Regions from separate parts of the Mus musculus genome. Here all the other regions are linked to region 3. The links are chromatin loops, found by intact Hi-C in ENCODE. Cell type or tissue: heart. All regions are shown on one strand. Each heading gives the region's core, and the rest is flanking DNA. Links, peaks and the distances in the headings are about the cores only. Region 1 holds the start of Uggt1 (UDP-glucose glycoprotein glucosyltransferase 1). Region 2 holds the start of Mitd1 (MIT, microtubule interacting and transport, domain containing 1). Region 3 holds the start of Txndc9 (thioredoxin domain containing 9). Region 4 overlaps Coa5 (cytochrome C oxidase assembly factor 5). Region 5 has its middle 7.5 kb from the start of Lipt1.

Region 1 (5,855 bases), core at 493-5,492, 1.8 Mb after region 3:
ATAAACTGTTAGGTCCTCTGCAAGAGCAACAAATGCTTTTAACCGCAGAGCCATTTCTCCAGCCCCTCCTTTATATTTTAATATGCCTTATATAGCACAATAGCTGGGCCACTATCTAACCTTCACTGCTGATTGAATGTACCTCCTGCCGATAATTCCAAGTTACTACTTACTTAATACCGTGTTCTACCTTTTGCTGCCCTGGACCTAGCTGGGCACCCTCTTGGGCCGAGCACTCTCCCGGCATCTTCACATGGTGGCCATGCCTCTTTGTCCTCCACTCTTCTCAGGCATGGCAGCTCTCCTCTCCTCCACACTCTCCCCACAAGGCAGATCTCCTTTCTCCTCCTCCTGGTCTCAAGCCCCGGAATCCTCAAGTTCCACTCTGTCTTCCCTGCCCAGCCATTAGCTGCCAGCATCTTTATTTACTATTCAGAACCAACTGGGGGCAGGCTCACTCAAATTAACATTAGAATACAAGCAGCATTAGGCCAAACCCACTACATGCAACCACAGCTCCAATAAGCTCGTGGGGAGAGCATCCCTGCACGTCTGGAAGACAGTTTTGCTTCACTCTTCCTCACTGTCTGGCCCTTATAATCTGTCCCTTCTTCAATGGTTCCTAAGTCTTTAGGGGACAAGGTGTAATATGTACGTCCCGCTCACGGCTGAGTGTTACAGACATTTATTCTCTGTACTTTGACCAGCTGTGAGTTTCAGCATTAACCACTGTCCATTTGAGACAAAGCAAGTCCCAGATCAAGGCTTGGTGGTACACACCTTTAATCTGGGCCACACCTTCTGCTGGAGACTTACATAGGGACACTGGAAGAAGGAAGATTCCCTATCTTTGCCTGCTTGCCTTGTGGGACTGAGAGGGACTGAGAAACTACTGGATCCTTGGACTTCCATTCACAGATGACCATTGTTGGGGAGTTGGGCTTCAGACTGTAAGTCATCATAATAGATTCCCTTACTGTACAGAGACTACCCGTAAGTTCTGTGGCTCTAGGGAACCCTGACTAAGACACCTAATGAGTGTTTTGCCTGCCTGCATGCATGTGGACCATATACATGCCTGGTGCCTGCGGAGGTCAGAAGAGGCTGCCAGGTCCCCTGGAACTGGAATTAAGGATGGGTATGAGCCACCATGTGGGTGCTGGGAACTGAATGTGGGTCTTCTGCAAGAGCAGCAAGTGCTCTGAGCTGCTGACCCATCTCTGTCAGCTCCTCGAGTATTTTACATTTCATAAGAGCTAGGGCATAGGGCCTCAGTGGTAAAGCGTATACATTGAATGCATGAAGCCATGGGTTTAATCACCATCATCAGGAAGTATACTGCTAACAAGGGGAAATGAAATTGCTTACGTAGCCCACACTTTACTTGTTTGTGGGTATGTGTGTAACTCCAGTCCATAGACTTGACTTGTTGCCAGCCACTCTTACCTGCTGAGCCATCTCACCTGCCCTGGCTGACACTTTATGTCTGTTGAGCAGCGCTGGTCATGTAGAGACCTGAATTCTGCCACTAACTCACCTCAAGTGTTCCAAGTTGTAGACTCATTGTTTCTGTTCTACCTATAAAAGGCACAGATGTCGCTCCTGCCCTCACAACATTAAACAGATAATAATAATAATAATAATAAAAAAAATCTACAGAGCACTGATTTCAGAGGACAAATGTGCCACTTCAAAAGTCGGAGAGAAGATTTGGAGTAACGGTCAGTGCTTGCGTTCTCTCTCTTTCTTCTCTGTGTGAGTGTCTCCAGGTTGGCACACATGTGTGCAAGTCAGTGTCTCCAATTTGGTACACATGTGTGTGCATGGGTGTGCAAGCTAAAGATTAGTCTCAGCTGTCATTTCTCAGGACAATGTCCAGTTTGGTTTTCTGAGAGTGTCTCTCACTAGTCTGAACCACACCCATTTGGCTGGTAGCTTGCTGGCCAGTAAGACCCAAAGTTCTGCCTGTCTCTACCTCCAGTGTTTACTTGGCTAGTATGTTATGTGTGTGTGTGTGTATGTGTGTGTGTGCATGCACGTATGTATGCCTGTGTGTGTGTGTATGTATGAATATATGTGTGTGCCTGCACACAAGCTCAATTGACACTTCGTATTTTCCCCAGTCACTCGGTATTTATTGAGGTAGAATTCTTGAGCTCAAGAATTCTGGCTAGTGTGGCTAGCCACTTTGCCAGAGGAATTGTCTCTGCCTCCTGAGAACTGGGATTACAGGTAGCTATTACTACAATTTCTACAGGGGTCCTGGAGATCTGAACTGTAGTCTTCACATCTGGGCAGCAAATACTTTGTCTACTGAGTCATCTCCGCAGCCCGTGCCTGGCGTTTGCGGTGTATTCTGGGAATTGAGCTTAGGTTTCCAGCTTAGCAGCAAGAACCTTTGTCTTTTTTGCTTTCTTTTCCCCTGATGCTGCTTGGGTCTTGGAGGTGGTGATATAGGTGTTTCAGTCAGAGCTGAGATCATTTAGTCTCAGTCAGTTTGACTAGTTATGGATCTCTGCATTAACCAACATCACATACTCTAAAACAAATTTATAACTTTTTCTTCCTTTTGAGATAGGGCCTTGAACTCACAGAGATTCTTCTGCCTTTTTTTTTTTTTTTTTTTTTCTCGAGACAGGGTTTCTCTGTATAGCCCTGGCTGCCCTCGAACTCACAAATCCGTTTGCCTCTGCCTCCCGAGTGCTGGGATTAAAGGTGTGTGCCACCACGCCCAGCATGAGCTTCTTCTGCTTTTTGTGTCTTGAGTTTGTGTACGTTTATTTAACTTGAGAGGAATAAATAATAAAAATAGGGAGAAAAAGGTTGAAATAACTATCTGCCGGGGCGGTTGGACTGCGCCTTGAAGCTCACCTGCTTGAACTGGGTCTTCTAGGATCTTAAATTCAGGAGGCGAGCTGGCTCAACCAGGAGAGGGGAGGGGCCGAGAGAAGGGGCGGGTCTTATGCCGGTTTCATGGCCGCTGCGGGACTCTCTGGCAAACCCCCGCCGCACTCGATAGCCGGAAGTCGTCCTGCCTTCGCCTCTAGGAAGCGGAAGTGCAGGGGCAGCTGGCAACTGGGTTATTGCTTTGAGAAACCGGCTTGTGAGGAGCGGCGGGAAAGGCGCGTGTCGGCTTCTCACTGGCGCAGCCTCCCCGGCGATCGCCGCTGCTCCGCCCTGCCCAGGCGTCGTTGCAGACACCGGAGTGGACGAAGCGCGGCCCGGGCATGTGCAGCCGGGGGGATGCGAACACTGCGGATGCCGCGGCTGCGCGGCGGGTGACAGGTACCTTGGGTGGCGTGGGGAGGCCTCGGGAACAGGAGAGGGGCCAGCGCGGGAGGCGACCGTGAGTCCGAGTCACCTTGGGCTTCCTCTTGTACTCTGACTCGGTTTTCCCTCCAGTGTTCTCTCCACGAGCGCCTCAAGTCGTCCCCAGCGGTCTTCTGGGGACAGAGTGGCGGCGGGCTCACTCCAGCAGTCCTGACCCTGTTTGAAGTGTAGGAGGAGGAAGCGCCCCCAGGACTTTAGACCAAGTCTGACCCTAAGTAGGTTGAGAATCAGCATTTTGCATGATTCTGGAGAAACGAGTTGGCGTTTTTATAGGTTTCTGAGTTCAGGTGATGCATCTGTGGGTGATAAGATCTCTTGGCGTGAAATTGGACGGTTCACTTCACTTTTAGCTTGTGATCTGTGCATCTCCAAAACATTGTGATCGTGAGCTCTTCTTGCTGCTGGGCTGAAAGCTCTCTTGTTCTGCATTTGTTGCCAGGTTTGAAATGGAGAGAGTGTTTTGTTTGTTCTGAGACCTATGATCTTGCCCTTGCAGTGCCTTGGAAACATCTGTGCCCGTGCAAGCTTATTGTAGTATAAAGTTCTTTATTTCCTAGTAATACCTTGTACACTGCCAAACGCATGAAGACATAGTCATGTCTGTTTGCTTGTCCTACCCCTTTGGAGGTAGGGTCTCAGGATCATAGGCTACCCTTGGAATCCCGGCCACCACCAGATCTGCTTGGAGACATTTTACAAAGCTAGTTAACACTACAAAACTGGAGCAGATTGTAGCCTTTCCACTTGACTTGTTTTTGGTAAACTTAGCTGAAACTTTTCTTTCTTAAATAAAAAATTTTATTTTGTTTACTTAGATTTTGTTGTGTGTATACAGGACAACTTAGTGGAGTTAGCTTTCTCCATCCACCTCTGTGTGGCTTTCTTTTTAGGGCTCAATCTCAGGTCACCAGGCTTGCATGGCAAGAGCCTTTACCCACAGAGCCATCTTGCTAAAACTTTCTTTTTTGCTTTCTTGAGGGAGGAAGAGAAAGGGAGAGAGGATCTAGATATAGAGACACAAATTAAATGTCTGTCTCTCTGTCTGACTGTTTGTCTATATCAAGAGGTGGGAGAGAGAATATGAATTTGTTATGTAGAGACCAGAAGACAACTTTAAAGGATGGCTCTCTCCTTCCACCATGGGGGTCTGGGGATTGAATTCAAGTTTTCAGGCTTTGTAGCTATTGCCTTTATCCATTGAGCCATCTCCCCGGACCCAAAATTTTATTAAAAGAGGTAAAACAATACTTTGTAAAGTAGCAGGGTATCTTAGTGTGCATTTAACTATTGGGGAATAGATGGAGCTAAGGAGAAACCTTAGTTAGAACGTCTCTGGTGGGAGCCAATCCTTTGCATTCATATGAATAGTAACTTGTTGGAGTGGAAATCAAATGGATGTTTCACAGAGAAGAGCTAATAGGGATGGATGTATCAAGTTTAGCTAATTTCTTCTCACTTGGATTGGGTGTTTCCTGTTATTTTTCTTTGCTATACACCACACACACACACACACACACACACGCGCGTTGAAACTCAGTCTGGTAGATTTATAGTTGCAGATTTGTTTTGTCTTTTTTTATTTTTTGCCTTTTTTCTTTTTAAGAGTTCTTTAACTTTTCTTTAAAAATAACAAGGCAGCTGGGCCTGTGATGGTGCCCTCCTGTAGCCCCCGGCACTTGGGAGGGAGGTAGAGACAGTAGGATTTGGAGTTCAAGGTTGTCCCGTGCTAGGTCATGACAAGAACCCGTTTTGAAAGAGAAAGGAGGAGTTTAGTGGTAACTTAAGAATCAGGGAGCCTGCTCTGCTTTCCGGAAAGTGAAAGCGTTTGTCGCACACACCTGTCACGTTCGGTTTTAATATTTTATTGTGGATCAGCCAACGGGCCTTAGTCTAAATGCTCTAGGGGCTCATGGTTGGTTGCTCGTAGACTCGGGCCTAGAACTTGTTAGAATGCCGGCTGGTTGTCCGCCATGCTGGCCAGCGTTGCCCTTTCAGTGGCTGTCAACTCAGAACATTTATCTTCATAAGCAGCTCAAAAGGCCCACTAGAGTCAGAGTGCTAGTGGAGCTTATATAATGAAAGAAAGCGTTCTCAAACAGCATTCTCTGCTTCAGAGAGGGCCTTCCCTGTTTCTCTGGACAGGTCACTTATGAGGTGGAGTGTGGGGTCTGATTTGCAAAGCTGCTCTTTACTGTATAGCTTTCATCTTGTTCCCATCTGCAGTGGTGCTGACATAGCAAGGGTGTATACTTTCTCTGTAAAATACTGCAAGGTGGGGCGGGAGACATGGTGCAGCTGTTGAGAAAGAGCGTGTACTGTTTTTGCAGGGGACTGATTTCTGTCCTCTGCACCCACAACAGATAGTTTACAGCCCCCGGAACTCTAACTCCAGGAGATCCAATGCTCTCGGCCTGTTTGGGTGCCCGTATATACGTGGTGTATATAAATTCACTCAGCTTCACATACAGACATATTAGTAGTACTAATAAATAAGTCTTTAAAATATTGCAAGAGTACCTCTTGGT
Region 2 (5,830 bases), core at 831-5,830, 110 kb after region 3:
CAATGGAATAAATTTGAAAATAACTTATAATTTTATAAAATTGGTATATAAAAATATTTTAAAAAAGAATCAGGCCTTACTTTATCTGGAATTCTTGATTTGGTAAATTTGTGACGAATCCATTCTGTACCAATGAGAGATTCTGCACCTTTCTTCACAGTCTGAAGCAGAAAACATCTGTCATTTAGAACTCCATGTAGGGTAAGAGCCTGTATCCACCAGCCTTTATGTGACAAGTGTCTGATCTAACATAGTCTACAACAGTCTAACGTGGCTACCTCACTGAGTGGACGCATCTCATTAAAGCACTAATGAACAACAAAGCAAAACCATATGCACTTAGACTTCCAGTCTGGGGTTGGCTACTTCCTTCAAGTTTGGAGCAGGCCTAAAGAGTAAGACACTGTCTGTAAACCAACACCACACAAAGCACAGTGAGTGTCCCTAGTCCTAACAGCACCACCAGGCCCAGCTCTCACCTCTTGACTTTATTGCCCAGTCCTCCTTTACTTGTGCAGTTGGACACAGGGATTCACTGCAGTCTTTCTCTTTCAGACTTCTCTGAACTACAGAGCTGATCCAACAACTAGAGGGTTAAGTCTAGACAGGGTGAGAGAAGGGAAACCTGGTCCTGCTTCCTTTGCTTACAACACTAAGATGTGAGTCACACATCTTCCCAGAGGGTCAGTTTCCAAAGTACCAAAAGGGAGACCATACTGAATTCATTAGCCAAATGGAAGTAGCTGACATTTCCACCCCCACAGCCAGGAGGTGTTCTGTATGGAGTCCTAGCATATCTCTGGGTCTGTACCCAGTCTGGTCAATATGTATTCATTAGTTATCCCAATGTACTCTCTAAGCACTAGGAGGAGATGCTAACACATTTCTTTTCTTCAGGAGATTGCATATCTTCTACTTTTTCTGTTTATCTGACTGTGATTGAAAATGTATTCTTTTCATAATTGAAGGGTTTCCCCTAAAACTGTAACATTAAAACAGACCAAGGGCAATCAGCAGTAGCCTTTTCATTGGCTTAGTCTACAGGAAAAGGCATTTTGGGATTGGAAATCTCTAGGGAAAATAGCACATAGAGCAGGAATGAACAAGGGCTGGGTGTAGCTCCGCTAGAGTGTATGCCCAGTGCTCATAAGGCTCTGAGCTCTCACACCACAAATGCAGCAGACCTAAACCAACTAATTTACATCAGAAGGACCTTTTAAAAAGATTAACTTGCTTTTGTGTTTTGTAATTAACAAGAGAGGAAAACATAAAAAAGCAAGTTCTTAAACTGAGGATGTAGCCCACTTGGCACAGTGCTTGCCTGCATGCATCAAGCTGAGTCCAGTCCCCAGCACTGCACAAACCTGGGCACTTGGGAAGTGGAGGCAGGCAGAGCTCAAGGTTATCCTCAGCCGCACAGTGAGGTGGAGGTCAGCCCTAGCTGTAAGAGAAAGCCATGGAAAGTTAAAGCTTACCTGCAGTCTGCATGGAGGCCTCGGGAACGCGGAGCGCAGAACCCCAGCCATGGGGGTGGGAATTCTCTCTTCAGAGGCTGAGGAGTAGGAAACACACTGCTGGTCAAACACATAGCAGATGGGCACATCTCCCCTTCCGTGTCGGTAAAACCTCAGTAGTCATTATACGTTAAACAGTCCTATTTTCATCTAGTGAGCTTAGTGTCTGCGTTCATCCCACAAAACTGGGAAATGGAGTTTTCTATCACCCAAAACTTGTCACAACAAGTATAAATAATATTTGATCATTTTTCTTTGTCAGAGAAATCACAGAAAATGCAAAACTAGATGGTACTGAAGAAATTCTACCTCTTAGAATCAGAACCAAGTGCCCTCTTATTTTACATATGAGGAAGATGACTTGCAGAAAGCAATCACTTCCCCAAGGTATCCAGCCATTAGGAGAGTATGTACAGATAGGCATTGGTGGCACATGCCTCTGACCCTACACTTGGGAAGCCTGGGACAGAAAGAAAAGTCCTCCCTTTCAGACTCCTCATCTCCCCTCAGGAACCCTGCCAACCACTAGGGTTGGCATGTATGTACACATGGGCTCACTTTGTTTGTTGAGAGGACAACTACACCAGCAGCTATGAACACACTTTGTGCTCAGATAGTGACTTTAATAGCACTCGCTTCAAAGGGCTCCTTCAAGAGACAGCTGACAGTCTGCTGCAACCTGAGGAACCAGGAAGTCGGTACTCAGAAATGCAAACCCAAGGGAGCGTATTAAAGGGATACAGACACAACTGAAACAGCTCCCAGTGGCCATACTGGAGTGACTATAGTTAAACAAACACACAACAAAGTTTCAGTTTATAACTGGGACCTACACTGTCATGGATCAGTCCACACTTACATACAAGTAAAGGGACTGGAGCACTGCTCCCAGGAGTGCTGTACAGAACAGCAGGGGTTGCCATTAAGGAGAACAAACTGACATGTAACACTACCTCCACCAGGAGATCAGGGATGGGGAACACCAATGGTGATCAGAGCGGACAGCATTCCAGCCAGGGCTACATAGTGGGAACCTATCATAAAACAGAACAAAACGTTGCTAGCACCTATACTTGATCCCAGGACATGTAATGAAATGACTTCCACCACAAAGCCGATACATTTAACTCCACTTAAGAGAAAAACCACCGTGGACTGAGGGTTATTGTGTGTGCTAGCTAATTTTATGTCACCTTGCCATAAGCCCTGCTTGAGTTCCTGTCCTGACTTCCTCAGTGATGGACTATGATGTAGAAGAGAGATGTGTCTCTCAAAGGAAAATACACCCTTTCCTCCCCAACTTGCTTCCTTTTTTTGGTCATGGTGCTTCATCGTAGCAATAGTAACCCTAACTGTGGAAAACACTTCATTAACACATTTTCAAATATCTCACTTCTCGAAACTGCCAAGGTCATCACAACTAGAAACCCGAGAAACTGGCCAAGAACCCAAGAGCTACACAATCATCATTATATACAATACACACTACATTGGTGTCTGAGTTGGATCCTGGAATATAATAGGACATGGACACCCAACAAAGCTAAAGAAATCTGTCTTAATAAAGCAAATGACGTTAATAACGTACCAATTTGGTTCAGCAGCTGCACTGAGCACCCTACACTAATATTTGATGATAAAGGCAGAAACTGAGCAGGGAAGGTACAGGTCCCTGTACTAAGCTTCACTCACCACTTCTCTTGAAATCTAAAATTGCCTAAAGCTAAAAGCTCATTTATTAAAAAATAAATTAAAAAAAATTAAAGCTGGAACTAGGAATATGTTTCAGAGGTACAACGCTTACCTGGCATGCATGAGTTTCTGGGTTCAACACCTAGTTGAAGCTGGAGGTCTTCTCCCTATTTTGGCTCAAACCTTCTCTTGTCAACAGGTCTACCTGGATCACGCTGTTTCAGTCCTGAATGAGGACTACCTCCACCAAACAGCTTAACATTCGCAGCCACAGCCCTGCCAGCACTTCTGCACCTTGCCTTACTTGAGTACTCGTGTTCTATTGTACTTTGCTGGTTTACCATTTAGTGGCTGTCTCCACTCTGTACACGGGACAGTGCCAGAAGACAAGGACTTTATATTTTGGTTTGGATCTGCTCAAGTCATAGATGTGTCTCTCAAAGCAGCTTCGGCACTCAAGATTCTCTGCTGAAGTTTAATTTCAGATATAAGCAGGCAGCACCATCAAAACTGCTTTTTGTTGTTGTTGTTTTTCCTTTTGGTGAGGGAAGGTACTGGGGATTGAACCCATAGCCTTGCATACAGAATATAAGTGCTCTGAGCTGCAACTCATTTCAATACAGTAGGCATTATTCTTATGTGCGTAGCTTTTGGACCTTGAAGCAATTATACTGCCATCTACTGTACAACAACTTTCCTCTGTACTGTTGCAAATACCAGAAAAATGGGGCTGGAGACATGGCTCAGCAGTTATGAGCACTGGCTGCTCTTCCAGAGGTCCCACATTTAATTCCCGGTGACCACCTGGAAGCTTACAAATGTTTTTTTAACTCTATCTAGTTCCAGGGGATCTGACTATCTTCTGGCCTCCATGGGCACTACACGCACATGGTGTAGATATGACAGGCAAAACACCCATACACATAAAAATAAACTGAAAAATACCATTTATCACATGGGATATATAACCTATTTCTATTTTCTAATATGTTAATATATGAGTATACACAGAAAAACAAAAGGCTGCCAAAACCATTTTTCCTCTCCCTCACCCCGAAAGGTTTGCTGGAGTTTTGTTGTTGTTTTGCTTTTTTACAATGGTTATGCACGTAAACAGCTCTTTACCCCTAAACTACAACACCAGCTCGTAAGTGGTTCTTTAATTAATTTCTCTTTCTAAAGGGTCAAGGTATATATCTATAACGAGGAGTGAACATTCCTGAAAATACAGAACACTGAATTTCCCGTGCAATCAACCGCGTTCTCTGAAATCAACAAATGTCTCTCTTCTTCGAATTCCCAGGACGTAAAGGTAGTAGGCAGCCGTCATAACGGCCTCTCAGCCACCAAAAGCAGCTGCTTTAACAAGTGACAATCACAGGGGCCTGCAAAATCACTGTCTTTAATAAACAGCAACTCCAAAAACTCAGCACTCTAAAATCGCAACATCTTAAAATTAAGCAAGTTTTGCCTTCTTAAAAAAAAATAATAAATTTCACTGACGCTTGGATGGCTCGGACCTAGATCTACACGAGTGAGACTCTCAGAGACACGCGCGTCGCAGCACGACTCGAATAAAGTGACAACCTGGCTGCTTTCAGAAGATCAAGAAATAGGTCTGCGGGACCTCCAACTCGAAACAGAAAGAAAGTCATTTCGTAACTGCAGAGAGAGCCTCTAGCTCCCACGACCGCACTCACCGGCGACCGCTGTGTCCACTCCGAACGTCCCCGCAGCCGGAAGGAGAGGAACAGAGGCAGGTGGACCCAGTGCAACATTCAAACCACGCCGTTGCCGTCACAGACCGTACGGTTCTTTGGTTCCGGGAAAGGTTTTTTTTTTTTTTTGTCCCGGCCCATTCACAACGCGCCATAGAAGACAGCGCAGGCGCAGCGGCGTCACGCGTGCGCTTCCTGGAAGCGCAGTGGGTCAGCTCTTGGAATTTGCTGGCGGTGCCCAGGAGTTGTCACAGTGATGGCTAAGTCCAGCCTGGGACAGGATTCCGATAGCACTGCGGCGGTGGCGGTACTAAAGCGGGCAGTAGAGCTGGATGCAGAGTCCCGGTACCAGCAGGCTCTGGTGTGTTACCAGGAGGGGATTGACATGCTCTTGCAGGTTCTGAAAGGTGAGCGAGTTTCGGTTTCCGCTCTGTCTGGGACTGAGCGGAAACTTAAGAAAACGAAACTTACTAACTACCAGGAAGCATTCAAATTCAGGAGTTATATTCTGATAATCTGCAGGACAACGGAGGTGGTGGCCTTTGCAATAGACCGATGTTATCGCTAAGGACCATAAGAGGCATAACCAAATATAATCTATAAGGCTTGATAGGTCTTGCGTTTGAATCAATTTTATTCTTCGTTGTTGTCAGTTTGTGACATGATTTTTCTCCTTCCTCTGGCTCACCTTCCTGCCCTCACCCCAACTATGATCCATTGAGTTTCACTAGGGTGGAAGTTTGTTTACAGAGCTATGTGCACGTTACCAGCGACTACAGCACTGACTAAATTGTCTCTCCCTCCTCCATCAATGATTATATATTCATTCTCAAGATGGGGGTGCATTCCACGGCCATTTATTCTATGTGCACCAACCAGTTGTCAGTCTCTGCAGTCACTACCCGG
Region 3 (5,855 bases), core at 314-5,313:
CCACACTGGGGAAAGGCGCCTGAGCAAGGATCTGGTAAGCACTAGACCATGCAACATAAACCTCACAGGGTGCACTGCCATCAAAGTGAGCCAAAGGGATGCACCAAGAGCCTGTTCTCAAATGGTTAGTGTGTTAGTATACCAAGAGTGGAGCTGGATCTCTTCTGTTCTAAAGATTTCCCACAGGGGAAAATCTTTTATAAACAAATCTTTACTAAAACTGCAGACAAAAATTAGTATCTTTCCTTCCAATAGCTTTTCTCCATCGTTAAAAAGTCCGAAAGGTAAGTAAAAACTAGAAACTGAGTAACAAAAATATGGATTTTTTAAATTTAAACTTGGTATAAACATGAATCAAACAGATAAACTGGAAAAAAAAAAACTTTAAAAACTCAAGGAAGCCTCCTAGTAATCTACTCCTGTAATTCCTTACAAGGTGAAGGAGAGTCAGGAGGTTCAAGGAAGCCCCTCTGGCCACACAGAGAAGCAGCCAGGCTAAGCTGTGTGAGACCCAGTTTTAACAACTCTAAAAAACGCTATCAGGGAAAACAGAAACTAGCTTTAGAGGTAAGAAAACAGTTCCTATTCCTTAGTCCAATCCAACTGTGGTTGTCTTGTTACATTTCTACAGGGCCCCAGCACAACCTTTATCTTCCAGATACACCTGACGTTTGTACACATGAAAGGCCTCAGATTTGGTTTAGACTGTCCAACAAGTGGGTATTTTAGAACTGGCCAAGTGATGATGTTTGCAGACCGGCAAAGGCAGGGTAGGGTGATGATTTAACACAGAAACAGACAATGCAGAGTACATACATAGATAGATGACTGATAGAACTCAAAATTCTTCTCAGAAAAATATAAATAAATAAAATGTTACTCACGTATGCCAATGTCCTACCAAAGGTTCAGGAATATCTGCTTACCTCTTTTTATTCTCCTGATTTGACTAACAGTAACTTTCAGGCCACTCTTTGAGAAGCCCTACCCCCATTCTAGAGGAAGTTCTCAGCTTCCCTGCTCTACAGAACCCTCCTCTGTTGTCCCTCTTAATGCTCACATCTAAATCTGTAATAAACCCTGTTCCTCATAAACACTAACTCTGCCACAAGAAACCCAGAATCTATTCCGCAGACCAGTTTACATTCTCCAACAGACCTAAAACCAAAATACAAGCCTAGTCTTTAAATTCTTCTTGCCAGATAGCCAACTGCGAGGTCCACACACTTAAGTGTTCCGACATACACTTCAACAGCTTTAACTTCAAAACCATGTCTGTGTGAGCCACAGCGATGAAGTGCCACAAGGCTTGGTTTTGTTTTCGGTTACCTGTAGTGTTTTAAATTAAGTTGAATGGCCATTACTTAAAGATGAAATGGAACAGATGGTTGCAGACGCCCAGGAAGTCAACTCAACTGAAAAGGGTAAAAGAACTTAATCGAACGTGGCACAGGCATGCTCCCCAAATCTCCGCCTAAGTAGCTCATAAACACACACTCCTTCCCCTGAAAAGGCTTTTTCTTTTAAGGTTAGAAAGCAGCGACCCTTGACTGGTTTCTTCCCCTCCTCCTTTCTTAAGGGAAGCGGTAGGAAGCCAAGACATACGCAAAAAAAAAAAAAAAAAGAGGCCGGAAAATGGAAAGCCAGAAAGCAGGACTGGGCAACCGGGACTTTAAATAACCCCAGAAGTGTTTCCAACTTGGCACACGGGAGGAGGGAGCCGCTGGGCTACCTCTCCGCAACCCCGAGCACCTCCGAAGTTCCTGAGCCGCTCTGGGAGGCGTTCCCAGGGCCAGGGGAGGCGAGGGAGCCGTTCCCGGCCCGCCCCACCCGGGCTCTCCGGGCCCGGCTCGCACTCACCTGGGCCGTAGGCCTGGCTTAGCAGCGCCCGAGCCCGGCCCCACACCGCCCGGACCCCCAAACGACCTCCGAGCCCCTCAGCCCCACGCCTCGGACCCCAGCCCGAGCCCCGGCCGCGGGACGCGCCCCGTCGAGGCTCGCCCATCCAGGGCCCCGCGCGACTCCCGGAGGACCCCCGGCCCGAGCCCCGCCGCCTACCTGTCTTCGCTCTTGTTTTTCTGTTTCTTCCCCATCGCTTGTCAACGGCGCTCGCGGCCCCGGCCCCTCGGTTCGGTGTCTCACAGACCCACTGTCTCCCGGCTGACTCCAATGCCCGCTCGGCTCGGTCCCCCTCGCGCCGCCGCCTCTCGCACCCGGCTCTCCACAGACCCGCGCACTGGGACAGGGCACATATGGTGTGAGCCCTCAGTACGCAAGCGCATCGCCCCGCCGCCTCGGCGTGGGGACGCAGGGCGCGGCTCATCGAGAGCGGCGCTTCGGCTAGAGCGTCTCCAGTAGAGCCGCCGGCCAGGTGGGAACCCAGGCGCCCCCTCGCCGCAAGTGAGCGCCGCGCACCGACGTCCGGCGGATCCCGGGTTCTAGAACCTAGAGGACGACAATGAGGCCGTTCATTTCTCACGTCGGCACCCTTCCCGGGGCTGGCTTTCGACGCAGAAGTGGGACTGAAAATTCTCCCCTGCCTACGCGGCCTCAGCTGCGGGAAGTCCATTACAGGACCACAAAGAGTCAATGATGAGCGTTCTGGGGGTGGCAGGACAAAAAATGGGATCCCTCTCAGAAACACTCATGAATTGTCAACTGTGTACATTTATTAAGGGGAAAAAGACATAAGGACACAGCAACGGGTCCCCTAATATGAATCTTCGTATGAGCAAGTTCTAAAAATTCATGTGCCTAAGAAAGTCAGGAGGGAAGATCCTGGCATGGTGAAAATTTTCTCCATGTTTCGGGGCGATGTTACTAGTGTGAGCTGTGTATAAATTATAATGTACTGTAAGCTACACTTTCGAAACTATTAAACACAACGAGAAATGAAGCCCCTCTGTCACTCAGGCTCAAGACCCGGCTCGTTTCCCGGTAGAGCCGGGACCCGCAGTCAGTGCACAAAGAACTACAATTCCCAACGTGCCTAGCGCCCATCCCTCCGGCCATTAGCCCACGTGAAGCGTAGGCTCGGAAGCCAGTAGTTCCGGGTGGCGGAGGATAGGGCTTCTCCGAGGCTTTCGTCACTCGCCACCGCCCTTTCCGCGAGTGTCTCACATTGTATCGCGAGAGGACTGTAGCCAATGAAGTGGCGGAGTTAACAGCCCCTTCTCTGCCCTTAACAATTGCTGCGAGGTTGAAACCTGTGTGAACCCGGTGGGTATTCTTGATCTGCGGCTTCCTCTCTCCGTAGGCCTCATCAATAGTCCAGGTACGGCTGAGGGTGATGTGGCCGATAGTGCCACAGCGTCCCAGTGTTGATGAAGGACACATCCTCGGCTGGGATCGAGGGAGCGGCTGGGAGGGCCTCGTCTGGGCGGCTGCGGAGGCTACGGCGCATGCGCCCCAGTTAGTGCGAAATCGGGTCCCCCCGGAACTACTCCACCAGTCTCTTGAGCTCAGGGAGTGGCGAAGAGTCTGCTGACAGGTACATGGGGTTAGGGTTTCGGTTAGGAGTTTGTAGGGGAGTACATAGGTGTCAGGGCCCCCAGTTCGTCGGTAAGAATAATACTCGATTTGGTTCAATAAATAGAAAGTTATGTCCTTACCCCCAATATAAAGGCAGTGACCACCTCCGCCTAATTCAGGGCAGCACTTTTAGTCGCGTGAAGCTCCGCATTTAAACGTAAAGGTCTCCTGTGAAATTCTCGGTGATAAACGAATACTGTGATGCAGATTCTGAGTGGCTGGTCTCGGATCCTTCTCTCTCTTCCCCGAGTTAGGGATCCTGGGAGTACAGCTTCTTTTCAGTTGTATAGTATTTATGAGAAGCTGACAGTTGGAGTTTTTAAATGACCTTATGTAGCCCAGGCCTATCGCTCCAAATATGAGGTGTGACCCTTATGCTTCTGCCCTTGAGAGCTGAGGTTGTAATCATGAGCCACCATGCCCAGGCTTATTTTGTGTGTGAGCTGATTAGTTTTAGCTGTCAACTTGATAGAATAATCTACGGTCACCTAGGAAGAAAGACTCATTGAGAAATTGGGTAGATTAGGTTGGCCAGTGGGCATGGCTCAGAGAGTAGGGATTGTCTTGGTTGCATTAATTAATCTACTCCCAGATTAATGTTGTTCTCCAGCAGATGTTGGACACAAGTAGACGTGTGTGTAATTACTTCTCTCTGCTTCAAGAGCCTGCCTTTAGTCGTAGAAGCGATGGGCTGTCACCTGGACTTGTAACGTTTATGTCAGGATATTTTTGAGGAAGTATGCCGAAAAGCAAGCTAGTGTATTTAGGGATTTCCCTGGATTCTGGAACCATAAATGAGATCTTTGATGGTTTACATCTTTATTCTGGTTTTGGCAGGTGTTGGGGCCTACATGCTGAGTTCTAAGGCCAAAATAGTGCCTCCAACATGGCATCTGTTGTGTTAACCTCTCAGGCTCTGTTACAGAGACCCTGTTTTAAAAAAAAAAAAAAAAACAACAAAGCCCCCGAAATGTAAACTTAATACTTATTTTTTATGCCCCCTCCCCCAGCACCAAGACCACTTAGAACAATGGAAGGTAATGGATCCGTCGACATGTTCTCAGAAGTCCTGGAGAACCAGTTCCTCCAGGCCGCTAAGCTGGTGGAGAATCACTTGGACTCTGAAATTCAGAAACTGGATCAGATTGGTGAAGATGAACTGGAGCTGCTCAAAGAAAAGAGGCTGGCGGCGCTCAGGAAGGCTCAGCAGCAGAAACAAGTAACCTCCCGCCCGCCCGCCTGCTCACTGAATCACTGGAGCCCAGCTCCCGACTGCACTGCAGTCATGTGACTTTCCCTCCTCACTTGCAGGATGTTCTGAATTCACATCTCCGTCAATGTTCAATACTTAACCCAGGGATGAAACATTAGGGAAGGTTTAGGCAAGATGAAGCATTTGACTGGGGCGTTGATAGTAAAAGAGAGATGAAACGTCTTCTCATAGACCAAGCTTAGGGTCCACGTATCAGAAAGAAGTATCATGGTTCTGTACGAGAAGATATTTAAGTGTTAGACTCTGCATTTTTATTAGGTTATCTTTTGTGGGGGGGCAGGACAGGAGCAGGATCTCACTGTATAGCCATGACTGGCCTAGAACTCACAGACAACACCGCTTCTGCCTACGAAGTGCTGGAGTTGAGCGCCAGCACCCCTGTTCTGTTTGTGGTTTTCATGGCCACTCAGTGACGTGGTTGGTTTGTCACACTGACTTACAAGAGAGAAGGTGAAGGCTCGGAAGGTTCATTAGAACCCTGGTCAGTTAATGCTGGGGTGGGTGTTGCCACTGCTGCCTGAGGAGGGAGAGTGAGCATCTGTTTGAGGTGTCAAGCTTTCTGCCACAGGAAAGGTAGAAGGGGCTGGAAGAGTTCCCAGGATTGTGGGTAATGGCCCTTCCTCAGCCTGGGAAGCTGAACGTTTCCTTGTGAGGCTTTTCCTTGGCTCTGGACCCCACATGGATATAATACTCTTCCTTCTGAGGACTCTGCCCACTGTTGGCTGGTGTAGAAGCCCTCCCTGTTTTGAGATGGATAGGTTCTTAAGCTCCTGAGCGGTGATGACTGCACTGTCCCCAGGATAGACGGACTTTATTTCTTGAGGTGGTTTGGTTTGTTTAGTTTTTGCTGTGGATAGGACATTGTTTCTAAGTATACCATGCTCAGTCTGTATAATGTTGCTTGTGTGTACATTTTCAAGGCTGACCGTTCGGTAGTGGATAGCCAGTTGGTGTGCTCTCCCTGGAGAACACTCTTTCTCCCACACTCAGCATCCCTTAATTGTCTGTAAGAACATTATTTTCTAAAGTGTAGAGCTCTTCCCTAGCCTGC
Region 4 (5,855 bases), core at 315-5,314, 580 kb after region 3:
GAGGTAGTGTCTACCCTGGATGTTGAAGTATTATATTTCTTGGGTGTAGCAGAAGTGGGGGATCCTGTTATCACATCCATTCTATTAGTCTGTGTCTTTTTATTGGGGATATTAAAAGATATCAATGACCAGTGATTGTTGATTCCTGTTACTTTGTTATTGCTATTGTTGTTTGTGGTGGTTGTGTCTGTGTTTCCTGTCGCTTGATTTTGCTGGTGTGAGATTTTCTGTTTTCATGAGTGTTGTTAACCTCCTTAGGTTGGAGTTTTCCTTCATGTCGGGCTGGATTTGTAGATAGGTATTGTTTAAATTTGACTTTATCATGGAATATCTTACTTTCTCCATCTATATTGGTTGAAAGTTTTGCTGGGTATAGTAATATGGCTGGCATCTATGGTCTCTTAGAGTCTGCAGCACATCTGTCCTGGCTCTCATGGCATTTAGAGTCTCCACTGAGAAATGAGGTATAATTTATGTATTTATTCATTTTACATCTCAGTATCAGTCCCACATCTCCTATTGTCCCCTCACCTCCCCTGAGAAGGGGGAGCCCCCTCTGGGTATCTCCCCTCATCTGGCATATCAAGTCACTGCAAGACTAGTGCATCTTCTCCCACTGAGACCAGACAGGGCATCCCAGTTAGGGAATAGAATCTATAGGCAGTCAGCAGATGCAGGGACAGTCCTGAGGACTTTTCTTTTCTGGTATTCATTTGGTGTTCTGTTTGCTTCCTGTACCTTTATAGGTACAGGTATCTCCTTTCGGTTATTTTTTCTTCTATGAATGTGTTGAAATATTTTCTGAGCCTTTGAGCTGGGATTTTTTTTTTTCTTCCTCTATTCCTGTTATTCTTAGGTTTGGTTTTTCATAGTTCTTCAGATTTCCTGGATGTTTTGTGTTAGGACTTTTTTAGATTTAACACTTTCTTTGACTGATATATCCATTTCTTCTATCTTCAGTGCCTACTATTCTCTCTTCCATTTCTTGTATCCTGTTGCCTTGATAGTTCCTGTTCAGTTACTAAATTTTTCATTTCCAGAATCCCCTCAGTTAGTGTTATCTTTGTTGCTTCTATTGCCATTTTTAGGTCTTGAAGCGTTTTGTTTCCTTCAACTATGCTTTCCTGGGTATCTTTAAGGGACTTACTCACTTCCTCTTTAGGGACCTCTGTCATCTTTATATAGCTGGTTTTGGGGTCTTTTTCTTGCGCTTCAGCTATGTTGGGCTATTTAGGGCCTGCTGTGACGGGATAGCTGGGCTCTAGAGGAGACGTAGTGCTCTGGCTGTTACTGTGTTTCTCTGCTGGCATCTAAGCATCTGGGTTTGGGGTGATTGAAGGTCTAGGTTCTGGTTTCTGGTTGGTCTTTGTTGGGTGAGTGTTGTGTTCCTTGGTTCCTGTCTCCTGTCTGGATTTTCAGACTGATGGCAATGCTGCCTGTTCTCCCGGCCTGCTCAGCGGTGTTCACTGGGAGTGAGTGCCTGCTGGTGTCGGAGGCAGGGCAGTCACAGGTGGGGGTGGGGAGGATAGGAGGGAACGGTCTGTGGGATCCACAGGAGATGTGGTCAGGGAGACAGGAAGACTGCAGCTGCTGTTCTTGTTGCAGAGCTAGGGACATCTGAGGGGTTGGGTCTTGGGGAACAGAGAGAGCTGAGAGTCTGTGGCATGACCCCTTCTGAGTAATCGTAATACTTTTGAACTTAAAATGTCAGTGACTTGGTGGATGTCGGGTAGAGGCAAGCCTTCCATCATGCTTTGACCCGAGCAGACAGTGGTTCTCCAGGCTGTGACTGTGATTCTTCCAAAGTGCCCCATGTCACACTTAGCTGTTGGAGTGCCACTGTTTGGGCATGATGGAAGCTGAGAACATGACTCTGAGCCATGTGGTCAATTCTGTTTCAGAGCACGTGTTCCAGGGAAGACCCTGTACACCATCCTAATGCGACTCTCACGTTTGAAGATTTTGTTTTGAAAATAGATCTCTTAGTCAGACCCAGTGGTACAGAGTGATGCCAGCTATCTAAAGAGACTGAGGCAGGAACACAATAGATTTAAGGCCTTCTTGGGCTATAGAGTAAATTCAAGGCCAGCCTGGACAGCTTCGTGAGACCTTATCAAAAAAGTATATGAAAAGGACAGAATGTAGCTCAGCGGTTGAGTGCCTGCCTAACATATGTATGGCCTTGGATTCAATGTATAGTATAGTATAGAAAAATAGATAATTTATGTATTTTTACAAAGGCTTACAGGTGCTTTACCTGGCTGTAGCATTAGCCACATGCTCAGCCGAGTTTCTTCTTTCATAAAGTTACTGACGACCCTTACCAGAGCTGTGCTTATTATTCCAGATGTGGTTAAATGCATGCATGCTTCTTTTCAGCTGGATGCCAGATCAAGATTCAGAGGGAGAAAAGGATATTGATAACATGCTGAACGCAAGATGAAAGTCACCCAGGATTTTCCATGGTCCTTAACAGAAAGGAACCAAACGGGAAGCACAGCAGCTGCCGCATCTCTTCCACCTCTGGGCCAGGTGTTCCTCCCAAGGACACCAGAGAAAATGGATCAGTGCTGTTTCTGAATGAGTCTGCTGGCTGAAGTCATTTATAGAAGATCCATGGGACTAAACAACTATGGGCTAAGAATGTGTCTGGGGAATTACCTAATGAAGAGATTATGTTCAAGGATGACTCTTCGATCAGATTACACAGTGTGTGAATTCAGGAGGCCATGATGAGATTGGCATAGATAGTGGCTCCTCCAACTCTTTTTTCTGTTTCTTGGTTTCAATTTTAGGCCAACCCCCTCCTCATAAAGGGGTGAAATCAGCCATAGACCACATCCTCAAGATATGGGTGGGCTCCAAAAAGGAGAGCATAGGCTGGCCCACAAGTCACACCCTGCTGAAGGACGCTGCTCCTTCCTGGGTCATATGCTTGGTGATCTTGGCTAGATCCTGGTCGCATGTACTGTGCTGACACCATGCACAATCACATAAGATAAGTTATGGGCCTCATCCCTAAACACTGGAATGCAGCAAATGGACACAACAGATGTTCACTCTAGATAACAAATGTCAATGACATGAAGTGGCTGGAAAAGTTTAGAATCCTTAACATATTATTTTGACCACTTAACACAGTAGAAAGCCATCAGGGCACTAAATCTTCAGTGTGATTCTTGCCATTGAACAGAGTGGCAATTCTATATTGTTCTGTAGTTCACTGGGGCTAAAGCAGTCAAGGACTGGAAGTTCACTTGCTATTTTAAAAGTTTTTGAAGCTATGAGGATTCCCTAGGGTGTCACTGAGGTCTGCTCTATGTACTGCCCCCACTGGGAGTAGGAGGTACTGCACCCTTGTGCTCTGTGTACTGCCCCCACTGGGAGTAGGAGGTACTGCACCCTTGTGCTCTGTGTACTGCCCCCACTGGGAGTGGGAGTATTGCACCCTTCAGTCCTGCCACCTATGTCCCAAGCTTGGTGTCTGTGTGCAGTGTGGAGGAGTGCACATTCTGCATGCTAGGAAGCTCGACCATTGAGCCACACCTTCCACTAGTGCTTCAGTTTCAACAGAGAGTGAAATGTGTTTGTATGAAATGCCTCCATTTGAGTAGATAGAGCTTTATTTGGAAAAAGTCACATGTCTCATAATTGGACTTTGACTTAGACAACCCCATGGAGTTTAGAGTGTTCGTGGAGCATGCTGCAGTCACCACTATCTACTTCCAGAACAGTCTCATCCTTTCCAGAAATGTAACCACTGGTCAGCACTCTGCCCTCTCCCTCTGGTCCAGGTCTATTAGATGAGTGGAACTATGTAGTCCTGTCTTTTCTGAGTCCTGTTACCAAATTCGACAGGTTTATTGGCATGTAGCATCAGTCTGCAGTGTAGTTCTGCTGAGTAGCATCCACAGTAGACAGACACTGTGTATTTCTCCATCGAGCAGATGAGCTCTGAGCTGTTTCTACTTTGGGGCTTTTGACTAATGCTATGAACGTTTCATTTAATACATGCCTTAGAGTTGAACTCCAAGGTCGTATCATGACGGCCTCAATTATATTTTCTACAGTGATTTTACCACATTTCATGCTGTCATGGGATCTAGGCTCCAGCACCCCTGACTTTCACAACTGCTCATATTGCTGACAGCCATTCTGCTTGTGATAAAGAGGCATCTATTGGGATCTTGGTTGCATTTCTCTAGTGTCTAATAACCTGAGCAGTTTTTCGTGTGTTCATTGGCTCTCTATGCTGCCTTTGCAGAGTGTTTTCTAGTCTGCAGTCTGGCTTCCAGTTGGGTTATCTGTTTATTTTCCTATAAGATTTTTTATTTACTGTTGGCTCAAGTCTCTTAAAGATTAATTGGCATTTTTTTCTCAACGTGTTTGTCCTTTTCAATCTCTTGCTACTCTATATAGCACAGTCTTTATTTTTATACATTCCCTTATGTGGCTTAGCCCAGGCTGGCCGGGAATCCCCAAAGCGCGAGCATTTTCAGCGCTGCACTTCCCAGAAAGCACACACCGCTGCTCTTGACTAGAGCAGTTTTCATATTGGAAAATGACAATGTCTTTTTTCTTTCACTCTAAGAAACCATTCCTAACCCAAACTTCCAGAAGCTTATAAATTTTACCTCTTACCTGTAGGCCTGTGCTCTCAAAATTATTTTACACACCTTTATTCATGACCATATTTGAAATTAGTTAAATAGAAATAATACATTTTAGTATGGCTAAGTATGTAGCTCCGTATATATTGTGTTCAGCACATTCACAGTGCAGTACAGTACAGTCTGCCTGCCGCACTGTTCTGCATCCACCTCAGGAAATGCAAGTGTGCCCATCTGAGGACTCCCAGCCACTGCCAGGTCGCCCGCCCTGCCCTGTCCTTGGCATACTCTCTCCTCATGGTAACCACCATTCTCTTTCCTGTTTCTGAATTTGAGTACCCTAAGTGCCTGGTATATGTGGACTCTTTGTTGTGTGCATGCACTTGTGTGTGTGTGTGTGTGTGTGTGTGTGAGAGAGAGAGAGAGAGTGTGTGTGTGTGTGTGTGTGCCTCCAGCGCGGAATACCATGAAGGTTCATATCATATATCGGTTTCCTTCCTTTGTAAGGACAAATGGTATTGTAGTATATGTTGTATGCATATTGTATGTATCTTGTTACCTACTCATCCAGCCGTGGGTACCTCGGTTGTTCCCACCCTGGAGCTCCTGACTATGCTGTGAACGTGTATATACAAATACCCCTAGGACCCGCTTTCAGTCTTAACATACATGTAGCAGATTGTATGTCATAGGGTACTTCTGTTTTTATTAGTAGGCATTGCCATAGTTTCCATATCAGCCACACTATTCTATGTTCTGTCCGCAGTGCACAGAGATTAGAACTGCCTATGTCCTTGTGACTTGTATGCCATTCTAGAAGTCGTTAAGATCCACCAGTGCTTCTGCTTCCTAGTTCCCTGACTGCTGGTGTGTTCTAGATGCTTGGTGGCTTTCTTTATATAGCGTTTGAAGAAATTGTTTTAGGTCTCCTCTGCCCGTTAATAGTTGACTCTGGTTGAATTTTTGGTCATCACATCTACAAAAGCATTGATTCCAAGGGAGCTGACTGTAGCTTGCCCTGGGAATTTTAGTTTTAGTTCTTAGCTTTGCCCTTTGATGCATTTTGAGTTAATCTTTGTGTGTGGTGGAAGCTCTGACTTTCTACTCTCCACATGTGCATATCTAGCTTTGCACAATGCCCTTTGGAGGGAAAACATGGCGCCATGCATGGTGGGGCCGGTTTTGAGCCCAGTCTCTCCTGACTCTGTCTGCCTTCATGCCAACGCCACTGCTTTGATTACTGGA
Region 5 (5,855 bases), core at 241-5,240, 130 kb after region 3:
AAGTAAAGTATATAGAGAAGTATCTCTCTCTCTCTCTCTCTCTCTCTATATATATATATATATATACATATATATGTCACACAAACTTATCTATACATACATACATACATACATACATACATACATTCAGGGTTTCTCTGTGTAGCCTTAGCTGTCCAGGAACTTGTTCTGCAGACCAGGCTGACCTTAGACTCACAGAGATCCACCTGCCTCTGCCTCCTGAGTACTGGGATTAAAGGCATGCACTATCACTGCCCAGCATAGAACAATATGTTTTATAATGGAATGTTTTTTTAAAATATCAAACTTTCAGCAATAAAAAATACAATTCTAATTTTTATTGAAACGTATTTTTATTTTATGTGTATGAATGTTCTGCCTGCATGTATGTGTGCACTGTGTGCATGTAGTGCCTGTGGAGACCAGAAGAGGGCAGCAGACCCTTTGGAACTGGAATTAGAGGGTTGTGAGTCACCTTATGGATGCTGGGACTTGAATCTGGGTTCTGTAGAAGAGCAGCAGCCAGTGCTCTTAACCACTTCTCCAGCCCCAAGCTTGCTTGCTTGCTTGATTGCTTTCCCTTTTCCTTTTTCCTTTCCTTTCCTTTCCTTTCCTTTCCTTTCCTTCCCTTCCCTTTCCTTTTTCCTTTCCCTCCCCTCCCCTCCCTTTCCTTTTTCCCTTCCCTCCCCTCCCCTCCCCTCCCCTCCCCTCCCTTCCCCTTTCCTTTCTGTTTCTTCCTTTCTTTCTTTTTTTGACACTGGATCTCAGTGTCTGGCACAGAGCCTGGCACAGAGAACAGTTTTCAGATGAAGAATTGTGGCTAAGGTTAAATCCAACCAGGGGTGGTTTTTACAGGACAAACCTATAGTACACATAAAGTAATCAAAAAATTTAAAGCTAAAATTTACAAAGACCCCTCCCCAGGTAAAAATGACAGTCAATAAACGGGCTAATGAAATGGGCCATTCTCAAAAGAAGAAACATGTATGACCAGTAAATGTTCTGAAAAGTTCTGAACAGCATTAGCAATCAGGGAAATGCAAATTAGGGTTCTCCCTCACTCCAAATCAGAAGAGCCATCATCATGAAAACAAATTACAAGTGCTGGCAAGGATGCGATGAGTCCCTTTACAGTGCTGGAGGGCATGCAAACCGATGTGAACTCAGTGTGAAGACTTCTCAAAAACACAAAAAACAGAGCTACCTATGACTTAGTGTTACTGCTTCTGACACGCCCAGAGGTCTTCATACACTACCACAGGGACACTTGAACATTCATGTTTATTGCTGCGTTATTCACAATAGCCAGGAAATGGATCCAGCTTACACCGGAACAGATGAATCAATAATGGAAACATTATACATATACGATGGAACTTTACTCAACTATAATGGAAAATGAAGTCACGAAATCTGCAGAAAAATGGATTTGGAAATTATTTGAAACGAGATAATCCACACTCACGAAGTCAGATGCCATTATGTTCTTTTTTGCGTGCCGATTCTAACATATTAAGTAGGGGGTATATACGGGTGTGTGGGTACAGTTCATGAAACTGCAAGGTGAGGGGGAAAAGAGTGGTTTGGGGGTAACAGAACACTATGACAGGAAAGCAGAAGGGGACCACTGGAGTGAACCGGCAAAAGAGGGGGGATGGGAGAAAAGGCGCAGGAGAAACAACAGAAACAAATTCTGAACGCAAATGCCACAAGAAATCCCGTGTACTTTGTATACTAATAAAATAAGTAAAAACAGACAGGGTTAAAAAAAAAGCTTCTGGCTAAAGATGGGTAGAAGCGGTTACGCACTCACAAAGCAGTAAGACAAAATGTCTTTCATGCTAAACTGTAAGAAACAATGGTAGCATAGCGCGGTGCTCATTTCTTTCCATTTAAAAAGATTCAAGATGCCATTTTAACTTAGTTGGGTAGCCAAAAATACCACGTCGGATAAGAAAAGAAGGCTCAAATCTGCTCACTGGTAGGAGCCAAACTTGGGGTAAAAACTTTAGATACAGTATTTAACATCTCACAAGGTTTTATAGCCTTTCTCGGTTTTCATCGCCAGGCTTGCTAGAGAGGACTGGCATGTAGAGAAGAAATGTCAGCCTGGCGTAGGGGAGATGATTGCTGGGTCTGACATTTCCGAGGTCCATTCTGAGACTGGTGGCCAGGTGCCACGCTCACCCGGAAAGATCGGCTCCCGCCGGTAAGCTGCAACAGGGCACCCCACCTGAAGGCTCCCACAGCACAGCTTCCTGACCATTGCTGCGCACTGGAGCAGCTCTAGGGAGTAACCGCTTCCCTCAGCCAAGAACGCCTGGGGCTCCTGGGACCGCAGCAGTGGCTCAGCCCTGGGCAATAGCCTTCGCGCCTGCGCGGGCTAGAGGATGGTTACTAGGAGACCGGACGCAGGGGTCGGCCATCTCGGCGCTGCGTGGCCGTGCGCCTGCGCGGCACCGATGGGCCCGGAAAAGGCTTCCAGTCGGAGCCCTGAGAGGCGGGCCGGCGGCGGTCCACGTCGCTACGTGCTCGCTCGGGTGCGCGCGCACGATCCGTAGTCTCCGCGAGAGGGCGTGTCGAGACAGGTACGCGTGCGCACGGGTGCTAGGGCGCGCCGGACGGAAGTGGAGCGTAGGCGCCGGGGAGGTGGAAGAAGAGCCCCGCTCAGGTACAGAGCGTGAGGGCGGGGCGTCGGCCAGCCCGGAGCTAACCGCTCCCGCCCTCTTCCCGCTGCGCCACACGGAGCGCCTGCCTCCGCCGGGGCGGGGCCCAGGGAGCGGGAAGGAGGAGACTGGGGAGGAGACAGGGGCGGGAAGGAGGAGACTAGGGCGGAGGATGGAGGCCGGGGTGGGGCTGGATGTCCCGCTGAGGCGGAGGCCCCTCAGTGGCCGGGATGAGCTCCGGGGAGAACGACGGCCAGGGAGGTCGGGGGAGGGCTGCGGAGCTCCAGGGAGGAGTCGCGGAGGTGCGCTGGGCTAGAGAAGAGCCATCCCGGGGCGGCTGCAAGAGGGTGGGGAGAGCCTGACTGTGGCCCGGGTTGGGCATCGCTGCTTAGGCGGCTGCGTCGCGGACCTGCCGGGTGGGAATGGGTTCCAGGAGCAAAGCTTACCCTAGTTTCAGGGGAGTTCATGGTTGAGCCCAGTTCCTATGGTGACCGCTTCGCTGCCTGCCTCAGCTTGGTTGTTGGGGGACTGTTTTGCTTAGAGACACTGTGAGGTGAAGCTGTGGCATTTGGGAGCTCAGCCTGTCTATTCCTGAACCCCTCAGTCTCTCTTAATCTCTTCTTAATAGACTAGGAGGCAGGTGAAGGCAGAAATTGAGATTTTGCATGGAAAAAAAATCTCATAATCTCTTTATAGTTTATAGAAGAAAGGCAAGGTAGGCTGTCTTGTTTGAAAAAATTATTCAAGTCTGTCATGCACTTGATACCTAAAAAGTATATATGTACATAAGGATACATGTATTTGTATATATCTCTCAGTCAACGATTTAGACACTAAGAAAAATTTGCACAAGTGGCTGTTTTCTCTAAGCCCCTGTAAATCTATGTGACCTACGGTCTTTGTCATTTCAAATTTATTCTGGTTTTCAGGACTTCGAGTACATTTTGTTCACTTTCAGGAAATAAAGTCATAGTAATTTCGGAATAGAATAGGTTGTTAAGATAAAGGGACGTTATCGTATTTAACTGTGCTTCAAGAACAAACCAGTTGTATTTTAATTAAACAATAAACTAAGTTCTTCTGTCTTAATTATTGAGAAAGAAATAAGGTAAAATTACATTCATCAATATTCTTTGAAATTCCAAACCTCGATATTGTTTATTGGCAGTTTCAAAAACAGGTTTTACTTACTTTCCAAAGAAGAATCACTGTTGTAGTCCAGCTATAACCAGGCAAGGAGAGAGTCTCTGGGTTCTGCCTTATTTGTTTAAAAATAATTTGGTTTTAAAGTTTTCCATAAGTAGGGGCCATTAGAACAGGTGTTATTTATTCTCTCAGGCATCACATGCTCTTGCTCTTTGCTTGTTGCCCAGACTGACAATGTTAGGCATTCGGGCCATTAGAACAGGTGTTATTTATTCTCTCAGGCATCACATGCTCTTGCTCTTTGCTTGTTGCCCAGACTGACAATGTTAGGCATTCCCTTGCTTTTCCTAATAGTTTTATCATCTTATGTGAACACACAGCATACAGTCTGCCTTGTTATGGAACTTTATATAAGAGGAATTGTAACACGTGTTCTACAGCTTCTGTGCTTAACACTTAGAGATTGTAGCCTTATTGCTTCTAGGTACTTTGCTGGTTAGTGTTCCATTGTAAAGATATACCACGATTTACTGTTGGTGGACAGTAGGTTTTAAAATAACGGACAGGGTTATGGATATTAAAATATATGCATCTCATGTTTTGAGGAGAGGCGGTTGGAAAGGTAGTGCTTTTTGTTTTAGTTACACCATTAGTCTTAGTCTTAAGTTACTAATCCCTTTGGTCCAGAAAAGCCTTCAGAGAACAACTGACCCCTTTCTTGTGTTTCTAAGGTCTTGTTTCACTCTTCATTGAGGACATAAGTAATTTCTTTAGAGATTGGATTGTAGAAACGAGATGAGCTTGGAGCTTGAATTGGAATGACTGGAAAGATTTTGTTGTTGTTTACCTTAAGAAAAGTTTAAACTTTAATGACTTTTGTCCCTTCCCAACTTTTGCTGATATTTTTTAAACATATAATCTTAACTTCTATTTCACTGAAAAATTAAAGTCCCAGTAGATAGGAAGTTCCTCAGATTATACCCCTTAGTTAAAATTTCACTTACCTTTGCTTTTCTCATTCTTGTGTCAGAATACAGTATACCTACTACCTGGATTTCTTCATGTTATTCACCTTTTTGCCCTTCCACCAGTCAACATTAATTTATGTCTTCATTGTTTCTCTGCTGTAGGGCTTCATTGCCTGCAAATATTCTTAGGGAATTCTTTTCTTAAAAAAATTTTGTGTGTGTGTATGTGTGTGTGTGTGTGCGCGAGGAGGTCAAAGGACAACTTGTATGTATATTTATGTGTATGTGTGCTTGTACACTTGCTTGCCAGGGTATATGCTTGCCACAGTGCACATATGGAGATGAGAGGAGCCTGTGAGAGTTGGTTCTCTTCTTTCACTATATGGGTCCTTGGGGATCAAACTCAGATCACCAGGCTCAGGCACAGTGCCTTGATCAGTAAAGTTGTCTCAATGTTCCTGGCTTTGTGTATGCATGTGAGATATCATTCTTCAGAATGCTTAAGATCAGAAGTGTTGCTGTTTCAGAGTTTGGGGACTTTAGGATATTGTATGTACATAAAGCTTCCCAGGAATGGGACCAAATCTAAACAGAAAATTTATGTTTCATATGAACTTTATATTCATGGCCTGAAGGTAATTTTCTGTAACTCTTTTGGTCTACTGGGGTTTTGACTATGGCCATTCTTGCAAGGTCAAGTATGGAATTTTCCATTTGTAGCTTCATGCTGTTTGTTACTCAGAACATTTTTGAATTGTGGAGATTTAAGGTTTGAGTTTTCAGACTAAGGCTAAGCAGACTTTTATTTGCATTTCTTGAGAGACGAAGCCCATGCTTGATTCTGGAAGGGGTCTCGTGGAAAGAAGGAAGCATACTTTTCTGCTTTTGGCAGTGAACCTTCTACAGCCTTAGTCTTCCTTAACTTTTATTCTGCCTCTTTGGCTCTTGCAGCTATGCCGATTAAAAGCTTACATTTTATATTTTGATTTTAATCATTCATTAAATGGTTTATTAATCATTTATTATTTAATTCATTTATTAGTCCTCTTCAGGTTTACTTTCATTCCTCCACAGA

Evidence for each region. Peaks named below come from ENCODE experiments on the same cell type or tissue, not always from the same donor. Only the 100,000 strongest peaks of a DNase experiment are listed, where the experiment ranks them.
Region 1: a loop joins it to region 3, with 4 times the contacts of the local background. A loop is called at or near these places in 2 of 42 quality-filtered maps.
Region 2: it touches region 3 in a loop (4-fold over the local background); 22 of 42 quality-filtered maps call a loop at or near these places.
Region 4: it touches region 3 in a loop (2.7-fold over the local background); 4 of 42 quality-filtered maps call a loop at or near these places.
Region 5: it touches region 3 in a loop (8-fold over the local background); 5 of 42 quality-filtered maps call a loop at or near these places.

The regions. Positions count from the first base shown.
Region 1 is chr1:36,241,500-36,247,354 of GRCm38, reverse strand. It overlaps Uggt1 (UDP-glucose glycoprotein glucosyltransferase 1), which reads left to right and starts at 3,053. Exons shown (of 41, transcript NM_198899.2): 1 at 3,053-3,285. The coding sequence starts at 3,228. It overlaps Gm39625 (a long non-coding RNA gene), which reads right to left and starts at 3,046. Exons shown (of 2, transcript XR_865343.3): 1 at 2,872-3,046. In heart, for the core only: no CTCF peak of the experiment used is centred there; a DNase peak (open chromatin) is centred at 3,034; H3K4me3 peaks cover 1,921 bases; H3K27ac peaks cover 1,211 bases.
Region 2 is chr1:37,889,661-37,895,490 of GRCm38, reverse strand. Mitd1 (MIT, microtubule interacting and transport, domain containing 1) reads left to right here and starts at 5,080. Exons shown (of 7, transcript NM_026913.3): 1 at 5,080-5,331. The coding sequence starts at 5,181. Mrpl30 (mitochondrial ribosomal protein L30) reads right to left here and starts at 5,014. Exons shown (of 6, transcript NM_027098.3): 1 at 4,907-5,014; 2 at 2,468-2,548; 3 at 1,476-1,552; 4 at 81-161. The coding sequence starts at 1,526. In heart, for the core only: CTCF peaks have their summits at 3,895 (motif pointing left), 4,918 and 5,120; a DNase peak (open chromatin) is centred at 5,060; H3K4me3 peaks cover 2,240 bases; H3K27ac peaks cover 1,462 bases.
Region 3 is chr1:37,994,528-38,000,382 of GRCm38, reverse strand. Txndc9 (thioredoxin domain containing 9) reads left to right here and starts at 3,175. Exons shown (of 5, transcript NM_172054.4): 1 at 3,175-3,274; 2 at 4,542-4,750. The coding sequence starts at 4,562. It overlaps Eif5b (eukaryotic translation initiation factor 5B), which reads right to left and starts at 2,373. Exons shown (of 24, transcript NM_198303.2): 1 at 2,059-2,373. The coding sequence starts at 2,093. In heart, for the core only: a CTCF peak has its summit at 2,402; DNase peaks (open chromatin) are centred at 2,302 and 3,112; H3K4me3 peaks cover 3,798 bases; H3K27ac peaks cover 2,517 bases.
Region 4 is chr1:37,417,152-37,423,006 of GRCm38, reverse strand. Coa5 (cytochrome C oxidase assembly factor 5) reads left to right here. Exons shown (of 3, transcript NM_198006.4): 3 at 2,380-5,855. The coding sequence ends at 2,421. Among named protein-coding and RNA genes, the nearest start is that of Coa5, 10 kb to the left of the region's middle. In heart, for the core only: a CTCF peak has its summit at 3,378; a DNase peak (open chromatin) is centred at 3,446.
Region 5 is chr1:37,861,839-37,867,693 of GRCm38, reverse strand. It overlaps a transcript of Tsga10 not described here. Among named protein-coding and RNA genes, the nearest start is that of Lipt1, 7.5 kb to the left of the region's middle. In heart, for the core only: CTCF peaks have their summits at 416 (motif pointing right) and 2,585; a DNase peak (open chromatin) is centred at 2,543; H3K4me3 peaks cover 2,042 bases; H3K27ac peaks cover 1,591 bases.